2 separate regions of the Homo sapiens genome follow, and region 2 is linked to region 1. Evidence: chromatin contacts called from ENCODE Hi-C or POLR2A ChIA-PET data. All regions are on one chromosome and are shown on one strand. Each heading gives the region's core, a stretch centred on a gene start or an enhancer-like site at or near the end of the contact. The rest is flanking DNA. Distances are from core to core; before and after follow the strand shown.

Region 1 (3,404 bases), core at 148-2,647:
ACGTGAATGACCTTGCAAAGGTATCTTGCTCACTGGGGACAGGATTAGCAAACCTGACACCTCTGCAAATAATTGTCTTCCTCCCGTATTCCTCCTGAAACGGTTCGCTCCTTTCGCTGTCTCTCCCAGACCCATCTGGTTTTCACATCGCCATACAAAGCCCAACCCGCCCATCTCCTCTCTGCAAGCCCAGAGAACTTGATTCCCCATGTTGAAACTCGTCGGTGGCGGTGGCGGGCAGGACTGGGCATGCTCAGTGGCGGGGACCAGTCTGGGAGGCGAGGAAGCCGCGTTTGAAGTCGCGCGGCCTGGGGATCAGGGGAAGGCGGGCGGCGGGAGCCCCGGCTGGGGGTGCGCGGGGATCCCCGATTCCGCGCCCGGGGCTGGCGTGCTCCAGGCCGGCGCCGTGGGGCCGGCGCGCGGGGGGCAGGGCGCAGAGGAGGTGGGGGAGTCGGCAGGAGGAGGGGAGGAGCGCCGGGTTCGCCATCCCCAGGCGCCGGCTCTGCGGCTGCTGAATCGGAAGCCGCAGGGAGGATCCGGGGAAATAAAGACGCCGGAGAATGACCTCCAGCGAGGCCGCCTGAGCCGGGGCCCGCGCACAGCCCCGCCAGCCCCCGGCATGGGCGACCGCAGCGGGCAGCAGGAGCGCTCGGTCCCGCACTCTCCAGGGGCCCCCGTGGGCACCAGCGCCGCCGCTGTGAACGGGCTGCTGCACAACGGCTTCCATCCGCCGCCAGTCCAGCCGCCGCACGTCTGCAGCCGGGGTCCAGTGGGCGGCAGCGACGCGGCGCCCCAGCGCCTCCCGCTCCTGCCGGAGCTGCAGCCGCAGCCACTGCTCCCTCAGCATGACTCCCCGGCCAAGAAATGCCGGCTGCGGAGGAGGATGGACTCGGGGAGAAAGAACAGGCCGCGTAAGTCCCGCTGGGAGGGGAGCGCGGGCGCAAGGCAGACGCAGCGTGCGGGGCCCGGGACTGGGAGCGGCTGAGGCAGGCGCCGCAGCACGCCCCGTGCGCCCCCGCGTCTGCGGTCGAGGGACTGCACAGAGTAGGTTCCCGGGACTGATTCTTTTCCTAGGGGACATCAAGCACTACAGGTCTTTGCCTGAGCCTGCCCTTTGCTCGCTTCTATCAGTAGAACGAGGATTGGACACGAAGCTTGAGCGGGTCCCTAGGTCAAGGATATATAATAAGCGAACGCTCTGTCCGCCCTTCTAATTGGTGGCTGGGAAAACGCAGGTGTGTGAACATTTGCTGGGGTCCAGGAGTGAGGATAAAGTGGGCGGCACACCGAGGGTGCTCTCTCCTTTCTCACCCCTCTCGCTTCTCTGAGCGCGTCCTACTGGGGTTGCCTGCCCTTTGAATCACAGAGTAGCCAGCAGCGTCTCGGGTCTATTGGAGAGCGCAAGTCTGGAGGCGTGGAGTTTAACTACCCCCCAAAATCACAGCCTATTAGAAGCTGTTTCTTCACGGCCAATGAGAGGGTTTTTTGGGAGGGACACACCCACTGATACCATGTGGGCCGGAACTATGTGGACCAATGAGGATTGGAGGTGGATTTTTTTTTTCAACGAAGGGGGAGGTTGAGTTGAGGGTTTGTAATTGTAATGTACACCGGAGAAAGCCGAAGTGCATTATTTCACAATCTAAAGCTTGTATATATAATGGTAGTTTGTAAAGTGTACCTTCCCCACAGGACGCTGTGGGATGTAAATTTGTAGGTCGAGTTTACAGCTGGTTTTTCTTGACTGAAGCTCATTCAACTGGTTACTTCTTTGTGGGTGTCTTTAATGAAGCTTATAAATGGCAAAAAGCAAAGTAAGTACAGTAAATGCTAATAAATGACTGCATTTGCATAGAGGTTATGCTGTTCGATATAGGGAAATTGTTAAGTAGGTTTTGGATTTCTGTGAAAGTTTAATGTTTGGCAAATAACACCTTCACTTTTCCCTGTTTCTATGTCTTTTTGACTCTTAGCTTTTCTGTATTGGATTAAGGTTTCTAAGACCTTGGAAAGCCCTTTGACATGACTGTGGGTGACTCTGGTACTTGTATTTTGTGGGTTTGAAATGTTAAATTTGTAGGTTAAGATTTTGTGTGGAACTTTAAAGCCAAACAGCAGATTTGGCTACAGTTGTAAGGTGTAAGGTTGTAATCTAGCACCTGAATTTTTATTTGCTTTTGTTTTTGATACTTGTTAGAAAATGACTTTCATTAGTATTAATATTTTAAAAGTCAGGACTTAATATTGATTACCTGTGATTTATAAACCTGTTTCACTTATTTTGAAGCTATACTTCAGTTATTTCTCTTATCTACATTGACAGATTGTACTAGAGTTTGCAATGAAAATAGCTAAAATATAATGAAAGGGAGCTTCTAGCTTAATCTTCTATGTTTAATTGAGGATATAACACCTCTTGAAATAACTTCTGAGGAATTGAAAATACACCCTCTAGGAATATCTTGAAGACAGAGAAAAACTAACCTGAGCCTTAACTTGTGCTTGCAAACCCACAGAAATTATTTTAAAATACAAGAAAATGTAACTATCTGCCTGTGTGCTTTGTATCAGAAATTAAAGTGGTTTATGTTTCTTACAGAATAAAAATCCTAGTTGTTTTAAGTTTCATGACCACGATTGTTACTTATAATTTTTAAAAAACGGTTCGTCAAAATTGGATTTACATTATTTACCATGTTTTCTTCTCTCAGATTTGAACAATCATGTCTGAAATAAATTTTACATGTTCCTAGGAGTCACATCTGGCCTTTTCACTACCAAAATTTCTTAGTTAAAAATGGCTTAACTTAATATCTTTGTGCCTTGCCTATTGACATTCACATATCTTTATAAAAAGAATATTGTCCAATCAGTTGATATTTAGTTACTCTAAGAGGAATTAGGTACTCTAAGAGGAATATTTAGGTACTCTGTGAGTATTTACATACTCTAAGCTTATTCCTATTTGCTGATGACTGACAGATTTTACAGGAACGATTTTTGCAAAGAGTAGTTGTGTGCTTTAAACGCAAACTTTAGTGTGTGCTGGTGGCGAAGCATCAAGCTAGACACATAATTATTTCCTCCTGGTCAGTTACAACAGTTTGGCCTCTGTCCCAACAAGATGTGTGTTAAGATAGCCAGTGTTAACACTTGTAAATGCACCTGGAATGCATGTGTGGATAGGTGTGTTTCTATTTTGTAGTATTGTAGGTAAAGGACAATACACATTAAAATACTTCATGTTTGAAAATGATGGATGGAATAAAACAGATCAGTATTTTTAGATTATTTAACAAATTTTAATCTGACCTCTCAGTGCCGAGACTATTCACCATCCTACAATCTAAAAGTCAGACCAGTGGCAGGTTAATTTTGCTAAACCAGGAAAGGAGAATGTTGTC
Region 2 (3,574 bases), core at 570-3,069, 2.2 Mb before region 1:
TTACCACCGAAATTTCGGGCAAAAAGGCTAACTAGGTGTGTTTGACTTAAGTATTCTTCCTTCTCTTTCCATTGCCCACAAACCGTTTCTAGTTCTCCCACCTAGGTTCCCTAAACTTTCTTCTTTTTAAAAGACTCCCCAATGGAAATCCAACAAAGGTGCAATTGATCAAAAAAGCATACCTCCTGGTAGTATTTACATTTAAAATCTGGAACAGGTTAAAGCGAACAAATCTCCAATTGGTAGAAAGTGTAAAAGTAATATCTGTGAAAGAGGAAATATTTCTCACTGCTCCTTTTCTCTTCATCAATCTAGCCCCAAAAGAACAGGAGTACTTTAAAAGGTATTCCCCGATTTTTCAAAAAATTGTTTTAAACAATCATGAAATACACAAAACAAAAAACCAGGATTGTCAGAGGTAAGAGGAGGTACTCCCATTTTCAATCACGCATGACTCACCTGAAGTTAGAAACAGTCATCATCTTTCCTACAAGTGAACAGCATGCATGCTTTATGGGAATAAGCTGAATATCCCATCTATGGCTCTTTTAAATTTTTCGACTAAATTTAATATGCTTAAATCATAAAGTGAACCTAATAAATATTAAAATAATGTAATTCAAACGATCTAAATTTCAGAATGAAGCAAGGTTAGTCCCAACTTAAATTCTAGATTCAAGCTAAAGTACTTGCACTATCTTTTCTCTTATACTACCACTTTCCGCCCAACTTGTATGTGTGTGTGTCTAAGGCTTCCCGCACCCAGCCTAAGTCAGGTTTCAGTTCTCCCAAACTTGCCTATTTCCCGTTCTAGTCACTCCAGAAACTTGGTAATGATTGGCTATTCTGATAAACCAATTAACGCTAATGTGTCAACGTCCTATTAAGCTACTCCTCCTAAATTACATCCTTGTATTTTACAAAGTCCTTCAAGACCTTAACCCAAATGGAACTTGCAAGAACGAAAAATTTTGGAGGTAACTGACCTTTTAAATCATAAGGTCTATCAACTACGTCCCCTACTCTTTCTTGTGTGTAGAGGCCTTCTAGGGTAACAAGACCGGAAGTTGGTACAGGTATTGTTGATACTGTAAAACAAAACAAAGCCAAAACCCCAAACCACCCCCAACACCTGGCAAAAAAACCAAACCAAGACAAAACAAAAAACTTCCAGCGAGTGTGGCACGCTCACCCTACCCCTAATCTCCTTAGTCCCCACTGGAAGAGAGCGAGATCACCAGGACCAGAGTCCTGGAGAAAGGTCGGGAGGCGGAGGAGCACTGGTTTCAGACCTGTGGGCCCCGGCTGCGCAGGTGGGGTCTGGAGCGAGGCGAGGGGACGCTGGCCCCGGTTACCTGCGGCGAAGTGCAGCGGGGTGGATTTCCTGCCCGCCGTGTCGCGGCTGTTCACCTTCTCAGGCGTCACCAGCCTCTTGACTCGTTCCACGTCCCCGTTGCGGCACGCCTCGAACAGCTCTCGGGCGGCCGGCTCCACGGCCTCGGCCGCGGCGCTCGCGCAGGCCGCTCCCCCGCCGGCGCAGCGGCGACCCGACATGATCCTGGCCGCCGCCACAGCCAGCAACAGCGCCAGCAACCGGAGCAGGAGCCCCGGCCCCGCGAGCAGGAGGGCGAGGCCCCCCGGAGAAGACGCGCTCAGGGCCCGGGCCGCTTGGCTCCCTGCTGTCACCGGATCCGGCGCAGTCCCATGGCCGCGCCCACGCGCGCCCCTCGCTGGGCTCCCTGCCCCCCGGCTGCCCCGCGGCGGCGGAGGCAGCGCGAATCCGCCGTCCGGGTCCTGAAACGACGCGGCGGCGGAAGCTGGCAAGGCCCCTCCTGCCAGCTCCGTCCAGCCCCGGGAGCGCACGTGACGTCGTCCCGCGCGTGCGCAGTGGCCGGGCACCGGCTGGGCAGGTTTCGGCTAGCGAGGCGGCGCGAAGGGTTTGTGGGAAATGTGAGGCGAGAGGCTTCGGCGGCGGGAGAAGGGGCTTCGTCCCACCGCCATCTTTGCGGTGGGTTCTGCTGAAGCCGAACGATCCTGCATATTGTGTTTTTTGTTGTTGTTGTTTTAAGCCCTGGGCTTTCCAGGCTGAACTTTCTCACTACCATTACACTGAAAAAGAGCCCTTGAAAGTTTTGCTCGGATCTTGCACATTCTTTTGGAAGTCTTACTGTGGAAATTGTCCGTGTTTTCAGCTTCCACATCCCTTTCTCCTGGGAGATTTCTTTTCCGTTTTTTTTACTTTGTCTCTTTTCTTTCCTCCGCAACTGCTTTGTTGTTGTTGTTGTTGTTTCTTGTAAACCACTTCTCAAAAGTGAACTAGTTGCCGTTTAATAGAAGTTTGGATGAACTGCCCCCAAAATAAAGGAAATCCGAACAGTCATGGAAGTTGACTCCAATTGGAGGGATGGCTCTGATCAATTACTCTTTCCACAGTAAGTTATTAGCTCAGGATTGATTAGAGGAACTTTTTGTAAATCAATATTGTACCTGACATGCCTAAAGTTTGGATACACTGAGCATACGCATCTCCAAGAAAGTTTTCTGAGTTATAATCTTTTTCTTTGACCAACAAACAAAAGAAAAGCATATAATTGATTTTCATGCTTAAGATACTGGTGTAGTTTTACACGATAATTCCCCACTACACCCCCTTGTCTTAAACTGAAAGAAAGGTATGCCTATACATACATTTTACTTACAGAAGATGATACATGTTGACCTTTGCCATTCTGAAAAGCATCCCCCCCCCAACCTCCTACCTTAACCTGTTTTTCAGGAAATCCAGTTTTTGTTGGGGAATGTTGACTCACTACAGTGCTAAAAGAGGATGTACACTTTTTTGAGCATTTTTATACATATGAAATTGAAGTTATGGTGCTTATCAATAACATGAACATGCATGAACGAACCTAGGACTAGAACACTACCAATATGATTGCGTTTATCATTTTTCTTCCCATAAATCTGCTATGGTGATCTATGATCAGTGATAAGTTGAAATCACTGTTGTAATTGTTTTGAGGCACCACAAACCACACCCATAGAAGACAGCAATCAATCAATAAATGTGTATGTTCTGACTGCCCCACTGACAGGCTACTCTGCCATCTCTCTCCCTCTCCTGGGGCCTATCTGTTCCCTTAAACACAATAATATTGAAATTAGGCCAATTAAGAACTCTGCAATGGTTTTCTAGGTGTTCAAGTGAAAGGAAAAGTTGCGTATCTCTCACTTTAAATCAAAAGCTAGAAATGATTCATCTTAGTGCAGAAGGCATGTTGAAAGCTGAGATAGGCCCCCTTGCACCAAACAGCCAAGTTGTGAATGCAAATGAGAAGTTTTTGAAGGAAATTAAAAGTGCTACTCCAGTGAACACATGAATGATAAGAAAGTGAAACAGACTTACTGCTGATACGAAGAACGTTTGAGTGGTCTGGATAGAAGGTCAAACCAGCCACAAGATTTCCTTAAGCCAAAGCTGAATCCAGAGCAAAGCCCTAACTGCCTTCAATTTTGTGAAGGCTGAGAGACCTGAGGAAGTTGCAGAAGACAAGTTAAAAGCTAGCAGAGGTTG

The links. Hi-C counts contacts between places; a loop is a spot of excess contacts on that map. ChIA-PET counts read pairs that join two places held with the same protein, here RNA polymerase II (POLR2A). Pooled maps may share reads with other maps.
Region 2: a pooled map shows a loop between it and region 1 (11-fold over the local background). The contact joins the promoter of TNKS2 here to the promoter of PANK1-AS1 in region 1. A Hi-C loop is called at or near these places in 1 of 37 single-sample maps with no recorded cell type and 10 of 50 pooled maps. POLR2A ChIA-PET finds 5 or more read pairs at or near these places in 1 of 52 experiments (H1).

Annotation. Positions count from the first base shown.
Region 1 is chr10:89,642,107-89,645,510 of GRCh38, reverse strand. It overlaps PANK1-AS1 (PANK1 antisense RNA 1), which reads right to left and starts at 1,397. Exons shown (of 5, transcript NR_184344.1): 1 at 1,312-1,397. PANK1 (pantothenate kinase 1) reads left to right here and starts at 269. Exons shown (of 7, transcript NM_148977.3): 1 at 269-911. The coding sequence starts at 620. RefSeq lists silencers at 266-745, 1,446-1,495.
Region 2 is chr10:91,796,671-91,800,244 of GRCh38, reverse strand. TNKS2 (tankyrase 2) reads right to left here and starts at 1,819. Exons shown (of 27, transcript NM_025235.4): 1 at 1,356-1,819. The coding sequence starts at 1,554. It overlaps TNKS2-DT (TNKS2 divergent transcript), which reads left to right and starts at 1,954. Exons shown (of 2, transcript NR_108071.1): 1 at 1,954-2,008. RefSeq lists a silencer at 1,451-1,860 and an enhancer at 1,941-2,110.